Linked DNA regions of Homo sapiens: region 1 is linked to region 2. Evidence: chromatin loops called from intact Hi-C (ENCODE). Cell type or tissue: heart right ventricle. All regions are shown on one strand. Links, peaks and the distances in the headings refer to the core of each region. The heading gives the core; the rest is flanking DNA.

Region 1 (8,207 bases), core at 1,717-6,716, 98 kb after region 2:
CTCTGTAGTGGGGACCAAGATAACTATTCCATATGTGTGGGATTCACTTCTGGGAGGTCTTCCAGCCTGCAGCAAGCGTGACCTAGAGCAGAATCTCTAATCCATTGAGGTAACTGGTCACCTCTGGACAGAAAATCTCAGAGCCCTGAGAGGTCAGTGGGCAGGCAGGGGTTATCCCTCATCCTACCTCTGTTCCCCTTGGCTGCCCTGTGGGGCAGGAGGGGAGGTATACACAGAGCCGCTGGATACACTGACATCGCTGGACACAGAGGTGACCACTGTCAGCTTCACCTCCCTGTTCTGGGAGAATGAGGGCAGGGAGGTGGCAGGCATAAACTGCTCAGCCCTGCGACCAGGGAGGAAGAGGGAACAAAAAATCTGCCCCAAATGGCACTGCTGAAAGAGTGAAGACTGGGAAAAAAAAAAAAAAAAAAAAAAAAAACAGATCTCTATTGAAATCCTGACCCTCTTACTTACTAATTGAATCCTATCCTCTCCACACCTCTAGTTCCTTATCTGTAGAATGGGAACATGGATGTTGACTTGGCAGAACTGTTCAGAGGATGATTTAAAATTTTTAGATAATAAAGATGATATAAAATATCTAAAATATATTAGACATTTAACAGATGTTTTTCTTTCCTTTCCAATTTTCATTTCAACTAGGAGCTCAATACCTATCTTGCAAATAAAATCGTGGCTTGAAAAGAAATGTGGAGAAGGATGATGATTTTCTCCTAAAATAAAATGGCACGAGCTTGCCCAGGAGTAAGCTGGCCCTGGCTCAGAGGTCACCAGCTCTGTCTACGGCTGCCACCACCATGCCTGACCTCCTCCTCCTTCAGAGGCCAAAACAGTTTGCGGGAGGAGGTTGGTCAGACAGTGGAATAAAGACATCAAAAGGCAGAGACAGCCACCAACTCAAGATTGGCATTGATCAGTAGAGAGAAACCCGATTTCCCAGGGTCGGTGGTTATAAATAACAGTTATCCTGCTGTATGCCAAGCAGCAAATTCGGTCCCCAAAGGTGAGTGTGTGCACTCAGTCACACTCAGATTGCCTTAAAAGAAACTTGTTTGCTACCTCGGTGCTTTGGCTAATTATTGTCTTGGGGACCACGTGTGTGGACAGGACTGAGACAGTCCTTCTCTGAAGGTGTTGACTTAAGAGGCTCAGAAGCAGTCCCCTGCCACCACCAGCAGCCCTGAGGGCTGGCCCCTGGTGGCAGCTCCTAACCATCCTGCCCTCCCCTCTTCCCTGGCTCATGTTGATACTCAGTTCCTAACTAGTTCCTGTCCTCATCACTGAGACCTCACAGATCTTTCCCTTGTGGATTCCATCTCGCTCTGCACTGCTCCTTTAGCTCGTTGTTATCCCTCTGTGCCCTTATTAATAATAAAAATAACTGCCATCAATTGAGCACTTATCCTGAGCCAGATACCAGGCTGAGCACATGATACCTTTACAGCTCTGTCTTTCGTGGGTTCTTTTTTTTTTTTTTTTTTTTTTTTTGAGATGGAATCTCGCTCTATCGCCCAGGCTGGAGTGCAATGGCGCAATCTGGGCTCACTGCAACCTCCGCCACACAAGTTCAAGCAATTCTGCCTCAGACTCCCGAGTATCTGGGATTTCAGGTGCGTGCCACCACACCTGGTGAATTTTTGTACTTTTAGTAGAGATGGCATTTCACCATGTTGGCCAGGCTGGTCTCAAACTCCCGACCTCAGGTAATTCACCTGCCTCAGCCTCCCAAAGTGCTAGGATTACAGGCATCAGCCACCGTGCCCGGCCCTACAAGTCTCTTAAACACAATATGTTGCTGTCCCCGTGCTACAGATGAGGGGGCTGAAGCTCCAGGTGGTTACGTAACTTGCCCAAGATCCCCTAGCTGTTAGAGGTGTCCTGTGGGACTCTAAAGGCTGGGCTGAGCAGACTGTGCCACCTTGACATCCTTTAATCATGACAGCCCCCTTCAACCCCTGCAACCCCTACTTCAGAGAGAGGCTCTGCTTTCTGCACTGGCATCAGTACTTGGTAGAAACCAATAACATCTGTAAAGAGAGAGTGTGTCACTTTATCCTGGAACCTATTCTTCCTACCCTTGATTGCCACCACCTAAGCTCAATGTGAGCCACCAGGATGACATTTGAAGATAAAGCCAGCACCAGAATGCAGAAACCCAAGACCTTGCTGCCCCACCCAGAAACAGAGTTTCCAGGACCTCAGGCTCACCCATTACAAGGTGAGTCCTGAGCGTGACTACACGCAGGAGGGAGGAGGGAGGAGGGAGATTCTTGGCAGGAGAGAAGGGGGAAGAGAAAACAGGGAGAGGAAGGGAGGATCTGTGAGAAGCGTGTGTTTTCTCTGCACTAACCAGACCCTAGGGTCTCTGGCTGCCAAAAAGGCTCAGAAGAAAACATTAATTCAATACCACATATTTAATTACACATGAAATGGAATGTCTTTAAATGGAAAAGAATAACATTCTGGGAGCTCCAACTCTGGGTGTTTGAAGTGGCAGGAGGGAGAAAGAGGGCCAGCTTTGAACCTTTGAGGGGGAAGGAGACCACCAAGAGGGCAGGGCCCTGCCTGGGCTCAAGATATAAATTTCTGCCAGCCCTCAAAGAACTGCCCTCACACTTTCTCCTGGCCTCCTGGCTGGGTCTCACCTCACGCCTTCTATGAATGGCAAGCAAGAGGAGCTAATTGCATAAGGTATTGCATAAGAGCATAGCCAGACAAACATGTGCCCTGGCCAGCTACAGGCCCTTTGTAGGGGTCTCCAGCCAACCCAGTCAGTTCTCCACCTGGACAGAAGAGTAGAGCATGGCTAAACTATTCAAACCACCACTCCTGCAGAGCCATCCCTGGATGATTTATAGACTAGGAGAAAAAAGAGGATCTCCTGGTTTCCTGTAAAGGACCTTTCTAAGAGAAGACATTTTGAAGGCTGGAGATCTAAGACAAAAACTCTGCAGAATTTTTTTAGAGGTCTAGAATTTAAAAATTAGTAATCAAGGCCAGGTGCGGTGGCTCACGCCTGTAATCCCAGCACTTTGGGAGGCCGAGGTGGGTGGATCACTTGAGGTCAGGAGTTCAAGACCAGCCTGGCCAACATGGCGAAACCCCATCTCTGCTAAAAATACAAAAATTATCCGCACTCAGTGCCATGTGCTTATAATCCCAGCTACTTGGGAAGCTGAAGCAGGAGAATCGCTTGAACCTGGGAGGCGGAGATTGTGGTGAGCTGATATTGCGCCACTGCACTCCAGCCTGGGCGACAGAGCAAGACTCTGTCTCAAAAATAAATAAATAAAATAAAAAATAAAAATGATTAGTCAAATGGGGTAACAATGACTTGGGAATGGATTCCAGGTTGAATGACCACCAGCCCTGATTGTTCCTGTTGCTGCCCTGGGACCAGGTTGGCTCAGGATTTTTTACCTAAGAATAAGAACCTGGATCTTTCTGCTGGCCAGTCCATGCCTCGTCCCTAGGCCTTCTCTGGATTAGGGCTTCCCTCACACATTCTTTTCAGAGTTTGACATTTTTACAAAGAGGCTTTGAAGGGTGCTGGCAGTTGCACAAGTCAAAAGGCCAAAAGTCAAAAGGCATGTGTTGCTCAAGTTCGTAGGCTGGGCCTAGCACAGGGCCTGAGACCAAGTAGGTACCCACTAACTATATGATGAATGGGCAAATAAATTAAAACTCCCCCTGAAGCACTGCTAGAGACTTTAGCAGGGAAAACACTGCAAAGAGGGAGGAAGAAGGGAATCTGGGGGAGTGGCAAAAAGAAAGGAAAGATGAGTGAGAATGGGAAAAGAGCCAGGAAGTTCCTAAGAACAGACTTATTTATGTCCTGGCTCCGAGAATGGCCCGAGGAACCAAGATCGTATTGAACCAGGAAAGTACTGAGACCCACATCCTAACCCTCAGTCTCCGGCTCCCCAGACTTCTAAACAAAGTGCCTCCGTGGTCAGCTCTGAAGAAGCTCAGCAAACAGCAGGTCCCACTCTGGGGCACGTGTGCACCCTTAGGCTAGAGGTAGCAGTCTAGGACACCGAGACACTGTGTTCCCACCAAGATGAACATATAAATAAGACACCCTGCTGTTTCTGGAAGCAGTGAAGAGAGAGGATCAGCAGAGGACTGTCTGTTCTGGGGCAATTTCCAGTTCACATTTCCTGACACAAGAAGTTCAGAAGCTGAGGCTGAAGTTCAGAAGTGTCCCTGCTCCCCAGTGCTACCCCACCATGCTCCACCGCCATGAGCTCAGACACCAACCAACACCCAGGCTCCCAACATCAGCCTCCCTACCACAGTACGCCTGCCCTTTCATACCCACTTCCTGGTCTCTATATTCTGTTGGCCTTTCCCGTGGCAAGAGTGCCTCTGGCTCTCATTAAGCAGTGACTGCTTGAGCCAAGAATAAAGAGAAAAAGAACTCCCCAAGGAGAGCCATCTGGAATTGTGAAGTTAGGTGCTGAAAGATGAATCTCAGGCTCCGACTGAGAATGTGTCCCTCTGACAACTTGCTGGGCCCCCTCCTTCCTCTGCCTCTTCTGGCCTGACAGTGACAAACCCTCTTCAAAGTGCCCATATGAGGGTCACATCCCACCTCTCAATCTCCCCAGAGGCCCTTCCTTTCCAGCTACTACCCAGGAATGCTGCCTTGGCCTCTCATTCCTGGCATCTGGCTCTGTCCCCCAAGCCGTCCCTGTGATGTCATGTTCTCACCAGAACACGCAGAGCACAATGTGCTAAAGGCTGTCCCTTCCAGCACCAGAATTCTGGGCCAAGACATAGGTTGCAGGGCACTGGAGCCATGAGATGCAGCTCCATGATGAAAGTCTTGAGGTCAGGAAGAGAAACACCTGTGAGGACCACAGGGTGAACCGTAGAAGGGGAGACCAGAGGATCCCAGTCACCCATTTGCAGGACACACCATTGACCTTGACAGCTACCTACAACCATGGGTCCAAGATAAAACTGAGCTGCTTCAGGCAGAATAAGGAGAAAGAGCATCATTTGGTCTATAAAAGAGAGGCAGCAGCACCCCCCAAAATACAACAGACACGAAGAAAAGAAGAAAGGACAGGAAGGGGACCTTGGGAGCAAACACCAGGATCAGAGTAAGGGGACTGAGAAAGAACATGGCTTTGGAATGAGACAGAACTGGGTATAAATTCACACTCAAGGACACATCCTCAGAGGCCGCATTTGGCAATTTACTAAACCAGTCTCAAATGTTGTTTTCATGAGCGAAATTAAGAAAATATCCACCTCATTGACTTGCCATGAGGATTCAGTGAAATCATGTGTACAGTCGTACATTTGGAGCGTGTCGAAGGAGCTAATGCCCATAAAAGTTCGGGAAGGAATATGCCAATTTCTTCCTCTCACCTGCTCTCTGCTCAAACCTGCAAGGATTCTCCCTTATTATTGTTACGGTTATTATTAAAGTGCTTACTGCATGGAGTTTTGATATCTTTAAATGAAGAGATTAAGTGTTTAAAACAGTTGGGAGGCACACAGTAGGTGCTCAATAGGCCTTAACATAGAGTATCCATGTCTTCAGGACAGTTTTTAGTCTGATATTTGAGAATTCTGATAACCTGGCCCAAATCCCCAGGCTTTATCCTCATAAATGCATTAAATAGATCCAACAGATGGACAGGCTGGCCATCCACTGTCCTCTGAGCAACCATGTGAGCTCGTGCTGTGCATCTGTGTCCTAGCTTTCCTCCATCTGGGGTACCCGTCCCCACTTCCACTAGTAGAAATCAACCCAATCCCCAACACGGGAAATAATCCTGTGTTATCCGTAAGATCATTTCCTGATCTTCTCTTTCTCTCCTCAGAATGTCTATTCCTTATGCAAAAATAGGTGTCCTAGGACCATCTCTGCTTATTTTGTTGCCCCCTACATAAGCTCACCTCCTGGGCAGCTCAGAGGAAACCAGTTCAAAACAACCTTGCTGCCTGACTAGAGAGAGTAAGTGGTGTTGGCAAAGACCAGCATTCAATTTTTATGTGATAGGATTTAGTTATACTAAGGCATAAAATTCCAGTTCATTTGTGGACATGGGCCGAGCCCTTAGACTTCCTACATTCACCAGGTTCCAGAAGAAAAGCTTGCTGGCCTGAAGAAGTCTGCTTACCCTCATTCTTTCCCCCAGCAATGAACTTACTGATGGAAAGGATTTTAGTTAATGCACAAAGGACCCTAGGAAATGAACAGGTCACCCAGTGAGTCCTTCCACAGAGACTTGGGAGGCCTTTCTGTGGAAAAGCCTAACTTTACTCTTGCTTAAAGCAGAAGGCTCAGACACCAGAGAGAAGGTGATGCCCTGCTTCTGAAGGAAATGGAAGGCAGGCCCGAAGTCCACGGAAATGTAGAAACTAGAATCCCCATGTGGGGTCCTTAACCCTAAGGGTCTTTCTTCAAGAAAGACTTGGCCGGGTGTGGTGGCTCACACCTGTAATCCCAGCACTTTGGGAGGCTGAGGCAGATAGATCACCTGAGGTCAGGAGTTTGAGACCAGCCTGGCCAATATAGTGAAAGCAAGTTTCCACTAAAAAAACAAAAATTAGCCAGGCGTGATGGCACGCACCTGTAATCCTAGCTACTCGGGAAGCTGAGGTGGGAGAATCGCTTGAACTTGGGAGGCAGAGGTTGCAGTCAGCCGAGATGGCGCCACCGCACTCCAGGCTGGGCAACAGAGCAAGATTCCATTTCAAAAGAAAGAAAAGAAAAGAAAAGAAGGAGAAAGAAAGAAGAAAGAAAAGAAGGAGAAAGAAAGAAGAAAGGAAAGAAAGAAAGAAGAAAAGAAAAGAGAAAGAAAAGAAAAGAAAAAGAAAGAAAGAGAAAGAAAAGAAGGAAGGAAAGAAAGAAAGAAAAGAAAGACTCCTCTTTCCTCTTCTTCCTAACGTGCTTAAAATCCAGTCTAGTCGTGAGCTCCTAGGACACACACGTGCCCCCCATGAAAGGGCTCTTGCCCTTGCACAGCAGGGAAGCTCTGTTGGGCTGCTCTGGTTGCCCCATTGGGGCTTCCTGTCTTCCCTCAGGTGTGCAGTGGAGCGCTGGTGATCAGCCTCTCTGCGAACCCCCACCTCCTCTCCCTGCCCCGGGGACAGACAGCTCCCCGTCCCTCCGTAACTCAGCCCAGCTCCCACAGGCTTCCTCTGGAGCCCTTGGTGACACAAAGTTATCTTGGCCGCCGGCTCACCCTGTGCGCACTCCATTATTCCCGGCACCATCTCCTTCCGCGTGACCTCTGCATTTGGACACCGTTTCCATCAGACTCTTTTGGAAGTCTCTGAAGCCCACCCTCCGCAGACTGAGGAGACTGTCCGGGAGTCCCGAGAGGTCACGCTGGGCCCCTTTCAAGGTATATGTTCCCATTCCCCACTCCCACTCCCGGAGCCAGGGCTTCTGCCAGGCACCCCCGCCTTTCCTGCCCTACCCCCGCCGCCCCCTCTAAGCCTCTCGCTCTGGCCCTCACCCTGTATCTGATGGGGAACAAGGTCGGAGGCCAGGGCCTGCGAGTCCCAGCCACGCCGGCCCTCCGCGTGGGCAGCCACAGCTCAGCGCAGCCAGCAGATTCGTTCCGCAAGGCCTCCGCGATCCTGGATCCATGCTTCCCCCTGTCGAAGCCCACTCACTCTGCCAGGTGTTTTCCCACCACATCCTCTGAGCTGACTTCCAAGAGTTTCCCCCACACCAGATGTTAAACGCACTGGCCGGTGGTTTTCTGGCCTGTCTCCTGAACCTCTCCCACCCTACAATTCTATAGAAAACAACAAAAGAAAACCAAAGAAAAAGAACTGGTGGAATTACAAGCGCCCCTATCTGACCCCTGGAATCCCTCCCCTGGCTTGGGGGTCTTGGATCAGGTCCATGTGTGTTCACCAAGCTCCGAGTTTGCTGCCTCTCGGGCACTAGCTAAAGTCATCAGCAAACACTTACATGGATGGTGCTTTGGACCAGAAGACGATTCTTTATCGTTTTCCTGGTACTGACAGAAACTGAGTCACATAGAGAAGTGTGAGGTTTCAATGATGTCAATGTTATTTGTTCTTACTAGTCTCTGGGAAGATCCCAGACATTGGAGGTCAAGTGGTTTCTGGGACTGACGGTCAGTGGAAAATAGAGAAGGGAGAAATCTTCACTGAATATCACTAGACCTGTGCAGCTAATGAATGGC
Region 2 (8,207 bases), core at 2,100-7,099:
CAGCAAGGCAACAGTGGATTATATTTTTTACCTTTTCACTGTGGTAAAATACACATAACATTTACCATTTTAACCACTTTAAAGTGTACAGTTTGGTGGCATTAAGTACATTCACAATGTTGTGCAAACATCACCACTGTCTAGTTCCAGAACTCTTTGAATCACCCCAAACAGAAACCGCATGCCCATTAGCAGTCATTCCTCACTTCTCCCTCCTCCAGGCCCTGGCTGCGACTACTCTTTCTGTCTCTGTGGATTTGCCTATTCTGGACACTTCATATAAATGGAATCGTGCAATATGTAGTCTTTTGTGTTTGGCTTCCTTCACTTAGCATAATGTTTCCAAGGTTTAATCATTTTGTAGCATGTGCCAGTTCTTCCATTTTTTTATGTCTAATACTATTCCACTGTATGGATATACTACATTTTCTTTATACTGTATTTGGTTTTTAATCCCATCATCACAGGTAGGAATGATGACACAGTGAAGAGGACGCTGAGTTAGGCAGGCCTCAGTTCAGCAAAAAGGTGTCAGGCACTCACCACTTTTGAGACATTATACAAGTGTCTTAACTTCTTTGGGCTGTGGCTGTTTCATGTGTGAAATAAAGGTAATAGTTATTGTTAAATGACTATTATCATTAATGTCAATTAAATGAGATGCACAGAATATAAACATACCTGGCACACGAAAGATGATTTAATCCATTTTTGTTTTTCTTTAAATTCCTTAACTTCATAAATATTATTGATAAAACAACTGTCACGGAAACCAAGTGCACCTAGGGTCAGGTGGGATGGACCCTTGCTCAGCACTGGCTCTGCACCTCACACCAGCTGCTGGGGCGGAACTGGGCCCCTTGCCCAGCCCCTGAAAGCTGCCCCTGTCTCCATCAGTCTAACAGGCTATGCTTGTTTTTGTTCTGCATGCTGCTTCTGGAAGCTCTCACCAAGCGGAAATACCTGGGACCAGCACTTTGGGTGGATCACGAGGTCAGGAGATCGAGACCATCCTGGCTAACACGGTGAAATCTTGTCTCTACTAAAAAATTCAAAAAAATTAGCCGGCTGTGGTGGCGGGCACCTGTAGTCCCAGCTACTCGGAGGCTGAGGCAGGAGAATGGCGTGAACCCAGGAGGTGGAGCTTGCAGTGAGCCGAGATCTTGCCACTGCACTCCAGCCTGGGTGACAGAGCGAGACTCCGTCTCAAAAAAAAAAAACAAAAAAAACTCTGACCAATGCTAGGCACGGTGTTGGACATGACATCACAAACTCAAAGCAACCCTGCTAAGTAGGTGTGGTTATTCCCTTGTTACAGATAAGGAAACTTTAGACTTAGATTTTGGGACCTTGTCTAATGAACCTCTAGTCAAGTGTCAGATGCAAGGTGCATCCAGATCTGTAAAACTCCAAAGGCCACACACATTTTATGTTTCAGTTGCATCTCTCTATGTCTCCAAATCAGAGACATAAAAAGTATTGCACAATAATGCCTAAAAGTTAATACATTGTTGATATAAAAGATTATGTAAAACATGAAAATGTCAGAGTCAGTTTTATATGTCTCCTGTGTCTTTTTAAAATTTATTAAATTTTAATTGCCAAATAATAATTACGTACATTTATAGGGTTTATTGTGATATTTTGCCATATGTATACATTGTGGGATGATTACATCAAGCTAATTAACATATTCATCACCTCAAATGCTTATTTTTTGTAATGAAAACATTTAAACCCTTTTTTAGCAATTTTGAAATATTTAACACAGTATTATTAACTAGGGTCACCTTGCTGTGCAATAGATCTTGAAAACTTATTCCTTTGTCTAAATGGAACTCTGTGCCCTTTGGTCAACTTCTCTCCATTGCCCACCCCATCCCCTACCTCAGCTTCTGGTCACCGTCATTCTACTCTCTACTCCTACGAGTCTGACATTTTTAGATTTCAAATATAAGTGAGATCATGGGATATCTCTCTTTCTGTGCCTAGCTTAGGCACAGAAATAAACCAATAGGTTTATTTTTTAAATGCTCAACATCACTAATTATCGGGGAAAGCAAATTGAAATCACAATGAGACATCATCTCACACCTGTGAAAATGGCTATTATCACAGAGGCAACAGAAAATAAGCATTGGTGAGGATGTGGAGGAAGTGGAATCCTTCTACACTATTGGTGGGAAGGTAAATTAGTGCAGACATTGTAGAGAAAGTATGCAGTCCCTCAAAAGGCAAATATAATTATCATATGATCCAGCAAATCCATTTCTGGATATATCTACAAATGAATTGAAATCAGCATGTGGAAAAGATATCTGCACTATAATTACAACACTTTTCACATTAGCCAAGACATCAATGGATGAATAGATAAAGAAAATATGGAGTCACTTTCAAATTACTTGTTTCGCCTTAGATACTATTAACTAACACCCTGCTAGGAGAAATGAAGAAATGTTTATGTTGTCTCTTACCGATTTTTGTTAATTACAGTATAATTTTATATTGTCAATTTTCATATTCTTTTGATTTTAAACCATTATTTCTAAAATAATCTAAATAACCATGACTTGGATTGTATTCAATATTTAAAAGTATTTATGACTAATCCCCACATGTTCTCCTATCTTGGAGCTGTTTTCATGGTTTTGGTGGGGGCAGTGGGAAGAGGCGGAGAGAGAAGGGGTCACACAGTGACCCTGTCTGTCCTTTAACTTTGTATCCAATTTGCCTGGACTTATAAAATTCTCAAGGCATGCATTTTTTGTTTGTTTGCTTGTAAATCCAGTAGCAATTGTTTAACAGTCTTCTAACACAGGGGTTTAAGTGGCAAGTCCTTTTTTTTTTTTTTTTTTAGATGGAGTTTCACTCTTTTTGCCCATGCTAGAGTGCAATGGCCTGCTCACTGCAACCTCCACCTCCTGGGCTCAAGTGATTCTCCTGCCTCAGCCTCCTGAGAAGCTGGGATTGGGTCATCATGCCCTGCTAATTTTTATACTTTTAGTAGAGACAGGGTTTTGCCATGTTGGCCGAGCTAGTCTCAAACTCCTGACCTCGGGCGATCCACCCTCCTCAACCTCCCAAAGTGCTGGGATTACAGGTATGAGCCACCACGGCCAGCCTCGCATGTCCATTTTTAATGATAGTTATAGGTTTAACTTTGGGATTAACAGATCTCATTTCAAAGAGTTTCTAAGTAGAGTCTATTAGGCAACTTGATGGTGACATGAATTTGAATTTCAGCAAAGCTGCTTATGATATCCTTGTGGCATATTTTCTTTCCCATTGATCACTGTAGACAGTCTCATTGTCCCTATCCATTGATTTTGCTGTGAAAAAATACAAAACCAGACTAATTTTTACCCTGGGAGGGAGACCGGCTGCCTCAAATTCTTTCTTTATTATACACAATTTAATAACTTAGGCAGAAAATGTCTTTGTGTTCCTCTGGAATACACTTTAATCTTTGCATATGTAAATTCAGTTCTTCTGAAATTTGAGGATAATTTTCTTCTATTGCATTTTCAAATACTACCTCCATTCCATTTGTTGGATTATCTTCTTAAAGGACATCAATTAACCTGGGTTGAATTACCTGTGGCACCTATATCCATTCTCCTATCTGTAGCTGATTTAAACTCCTTTTCTTTGTGTGCATGGTAAGCTCTTCAAGCTCCTTCTCTGAGTCAGTAATTTCATTTTTGACCATGTCTCTTATTTTTTTTGCTGTTTTTTATTTATTTGTTAGTCAGGAAAGGATACTGTCATTGGTCTTTAATTTGCTTTCTTAATTTCTTGTGATTTTTTTCTTTCTCAGTCGGCTGGTTATAACCTGATTATAAAGCTCATTTTATTAAATTTCTATCGTTATTTTGTTCTATACCTTCAAGGACTCAGGAGGATTTCCTTCTTGTTTTCTATTCCAGATTCTGTTCTGTAAATATGTTTTGAATGCTCTATTCCTTCCTTCCACCCAACTATCTATTTATCCATCATTTCTCCATTTCTCTTTATTGTATAATCTATATTATATATAACAAAATTATATATAATATGATATATATATTCATTATTACATTTCTTTTACTAGCTCTTTCTTAACATGAGCAATTGGATCCATATTTTCTATTTATCCTGATCCATAGTGGGTGAATTCTCTTTGACATTCTTCCCACCTTAACTGAAACATTTATGTCTCAGCAGAAGTTTGAGGGTTGAGTATTGTGTGCTATCAGTTTTTCTGTGGTCTGAGAAAATCTGGGAAGGAAAGAGGGACAGCCCAGTGGGGGCCGGAATTCTGGAGGACTTGGCTTGATGCAAATGTCCTTTGACGGACTGTTTGGCTGATATCCCAGCCATGAACTGGATATGCTAGAGGTGTGCTTGGATCTGTCCCCAGACAGATTGGAGCCATGAGACCGAGGGGAGCTCTAACCAACATTGCTGCCTTTGATGAGAGCCTCACAAAGTCAGCAGGGCCCTCTGCACTAGAGGATTTGCCCACAGCTTTCCTGAGCTCCCTCAAGCCACTTCTCTGCGAATCTCAGCATTTTTTTTCCAATTGACATTCTTTCTCCAGCATTACTTCTAAGGGCTGAGGGGAGGGACAGAGACCATAGCAACTCCGCCAGAATTTATAGTTTTATAACCACCACTCTGAGAGTTTATAACATAAAGTTATACCCCAGCCCTTACTTTTTTCCTGCTAGTAAGTTGTTTTCAGATTCTTTCTCTTTTTAGAGGGAGATTCCTTACCTGTGCTTAATCGCACTATTTTTGTGCATAAATTCTGTCTTAGTTTATGACTCCTTTAAGCAGCATAATGACCTTGGATTAGAAAGTCTGTAGACCTGGGCATGAAACCCAACTCCATCTCTTAACAGCAGTGGTTCTCAACTCAACTGGGGCCAATTTTGACAATGTCCAGTGACATTTTAATCATCATGACTGGCAGGTGCTACTGACATCTAGGGGGTACAGGCCAGGGATGCTGTGCCATTTTACAATGGCACAGTCTGGTGCCAAACCACGTACTCACAGGACAGCTTCCCAGAACAAAGAATTATCTTATGCTAAGTGTCAATAATGCCAAGATTGAGAGACTCCACCTTAGTAGCTGAGTAGATTTGGGCAATTCTTTTAATCTCCTTAAGCTTTAGTGACTTTGTCTTTAAAATGAGCATAATAATGTCTGTCTTAGTCAATAGACGGTAGAGTTTTAATGTTAATATAGTCATAATAACATAATGATAATACTTCTATTATTATCCCTGGAACTATTATTAGTAGTAAAATGGTAATTTTTTGAACCGCTGTGTGAATGCAAGCAATTTCCTCATCTATTCTAACCTCAAATTATTGCAAAGTTAAATTTATTTGGGGGGCAACCTTGTCTTTCACTGACTCTTACTGTTTCATCTGTTTTCGTTTGTTTGTTGTTGACATTGCCCTGTTCACCTTTTTTTTTAAACGAATCCTTGACACTTCCTGGGAAAAGCAGCATCCTGTCATTTTTTTTAATTGCAAGTATGTATTTTGCTTGCCTTCTTTTATGCCTCATATTAACATGTCCTCCAAACACAGTGCCAAGATAAAAGTGTGAGAGAAGGCCAACTTCCACCTCCAGGGCCAGAGAATTTGATGTGGGCATTGGATTAGAGCATCCCCTGGTAATGAGTATGCCCTTCATGGTGTGAAATGAAAGGCTTTGCTATTTTGTCTTGTTTTATTGGTAAAGAGTGGCCATAGTTCAAATACACCCAATGTGGGTTGTCTGCTGTCCATTCGTCCATTCAGGTTAGTAGTACAGAATATCATCTTGCTATGCTCTTATCTTAAGATCAGTAAAGTGAATGGTGTAAGACATTTGCCAAGGGATAGGAATAAGATGGAAATCATACTTTCCAGACTCTTTATCCTTGCTCTCAAGGTCTCAGGGCATAATGACCATGACTCCAGGCTTGGGGAAAAGTTTCTGTTTCTGGCCTATAAAGACACCACACGGGAGGGGAATGGTGGCCCTGGCCTTGGAGTCTCTTGCTTTGCAAGTTCATCTAACTAACCCTGACCCGACTGCCCTGAGAAGTCTTCGGAGAAACTATAATGTGTATATGAACATGTGTCGTTGTATATGTATCTGTAAGTCCTTGTGAGTTTACAAAAGCAGCAGAACATTGTCAAAATAGCATGGGCTTCGGAGTCAGATGAACCTAGGTTCATATTTCACCTCTGCCATTTATGAGCTGGTGTCATTAGACGAGTCAATTAACCTCTTTGAAGTTCAGTTTTCTCAATTGGAAAATGGGATTAATAAAGTCCACCTAAGCAACGAGCAGATGACCCTAAAATGGCAGATGCCACTCTTCAATGTCTCTTTCTATTGCTCAAATATTAACAGCAGGACAAATTTTTACTTTTGTGAAATGTATTCTAGTTTTAAAGCTCAGTGGGCTGCTATTATTCCTGGATCTATTTAGTGGCTGTTAATGACCTTCTCCTTGTGTGACAGTTAGAGACAAATAACCATGACCAGGCTGGGGGAAGCTGGGGAGAGATGGATTGAATTTGATCCATGATTGGAAAAGTGTGGAAGCTGGGATTTTTATTGTTTGATTTAACGAATCTTAATAGGGCTTGGCCTTGGGAGACACAAATCAATAATGTAATCTTAGTGCTCTCATTGGCTCACCAGTTCTGTTTCATTCAGAAAAAGCCTCCCAGAACCCCATCAGGGACACATTTAATTCTCAGTAAAAGGATAGGCCACTCTCAAGAAGATAAAAGAATCATGATGATTATAATATTGATGATGACATGATGATGACGAGGAGGAGGATGAAGACAACTGGTAATGATAATAATGATGGTGATGGTGATGATGATGGCAAATGATTATTACCATTTACTCAGGGACTATCAAGTGCAAGACCCTGCACTAAACACTTAGTGCATGTCTTCACATGACCTGGTACTATAACAACAGGCTGTAGGTATGACAATCTTTTTTATAAATGAGAAAACTGAGACGCACAGAAGCTAACTGACTTGCCCAAGGTCCCCAGTGGATGAGGAGGATGTTGGGATAATGAGAGTTATATTTTTTCCTAGTGGTTTGGGGAATAAGGTGATGCTGTAGAAGTCATCACCTTCTTTAAACACCTTTCCTTTAAACATTCTCACAGGGAATACCAAGTAGAAACAAAATTTGCTTGTGGTCAGAGAGACATAAGGTTAAATTTTGTCCCTGACTCAAACTTGCTTTGTGTCCTTTGGGAAGGAAGTTAATCTTTCTAAGACTTAGGTTCTCCAAACCCCAGTTTTCTCACCTGGCAAAGTAAAGACAAAAATATGTAACTCATGAGGAGTGGTTATGATGAAGGTTTATTGACCTGCCCAACTGGTGCATGGGAGGTGCTTAATGAATGTCATTTTCTTCCTCTAGGACTGATAAGGGGCCAGAGCAGGTAAAGCCAGAGGCTGGGCCATATCAGTCCTGCAGTACTGGACTATAGGAGTTGGTGCAGACAAAGCTGACTCAGAGTGAGACAGAGGGGGGTCTTAACAGTGGTTGATGGCACTGGAAAAAAAAAATCACAAACAATATTATCACCTCATTTCTCTAGAGAAAATGTAAAATTCCTGTGAGCAATATACATCCAGTGTTTTTAAAAATCACCGTTTTTCTCAAAACATTTTATGATCAATCCAATCATTCCTGGATGAAAGGCCCTACATTTATAGGGTGAGAAAAAACACCTTCAGAACTCTCCTGGGGTCTTTTGTCCAACCTTTGACTAAGTGGTCATTTTGCTTCACCTACGGACTAGAACAGAAGTAATAAGGAAAAGGACATGGTAGCCATCATCTATCTAGGCAAAAACTGGTGTGCCATACTCTCCCCTCCAGCCCTCTTCTAAATAGTCACACACCACTTTGACTCTGAGTTGCTCTTTGCCGATTACTTCTGCTGGTTCTGAATCACAAGTTATCCATCATAGGTGACCATCATATCTCTAATATATAGAGGACTGTCTATCAAAAGGCACAAGAGGATTTTTACAACAGTAAAATATCCCTCTCTAGGGGTGACAGGGCCCTAGCCTCACCCTCACAGGCACAACCAAGAGCTCAGAGTCCAGCTCATCCCAAAAAAAAGACTGAGTCCCTGATTAGCATGCCATCACTAAATACTGGAGCAGATGGCG

Evidence for each region. Hi-C counts contacts between places; a loop is a spot of excess contacts. Peaks named below come from ENCODE experiments on the same cell type or tissue, not always from the same donor. Only the 100,000 strongest peaks of a DNase experiment are listed, where the experiment ranks them.
Region 1: it touches region 2 in a loop (2.3-fold over the local background); 2 of 110 quality-filtered maps call a loop at or near these places.

The regions. Positions count from the first base shown.
Region 1 is chr15:87,945,388-87,953,594 of GRCh38, forward strand. All of the region lies in intron 14 of NTRK3 (neurotrophic receptor tyrosine kinase 3), which reads right to left. MIR11181 (microRNA 11181) reads right to left here and starts at 881; the gene lies at 819-881. In heart right ventricle, for the core only: no CTCF peak of the experiment used is centred there; DNase peaks (open chromatin) are centred at 4,155, 4,304 and 4,684; H3K27ac peaks cover 977 bases.
Region 2 is chr15:87,846,734-87,854,940 of GRCh38, forward strand. No RefSeq gene overlaps it. Among named protein-coding and RNA genes, the nearest start is that of MIR11181, 95 kb to the right of the region's middle. In heart right ventricle, for the core only: no CTCF peak of the experiment used is centred there; a DNase peak (open chromatin) is centred at 4,374; H3K27ac peaks cover 835 bases.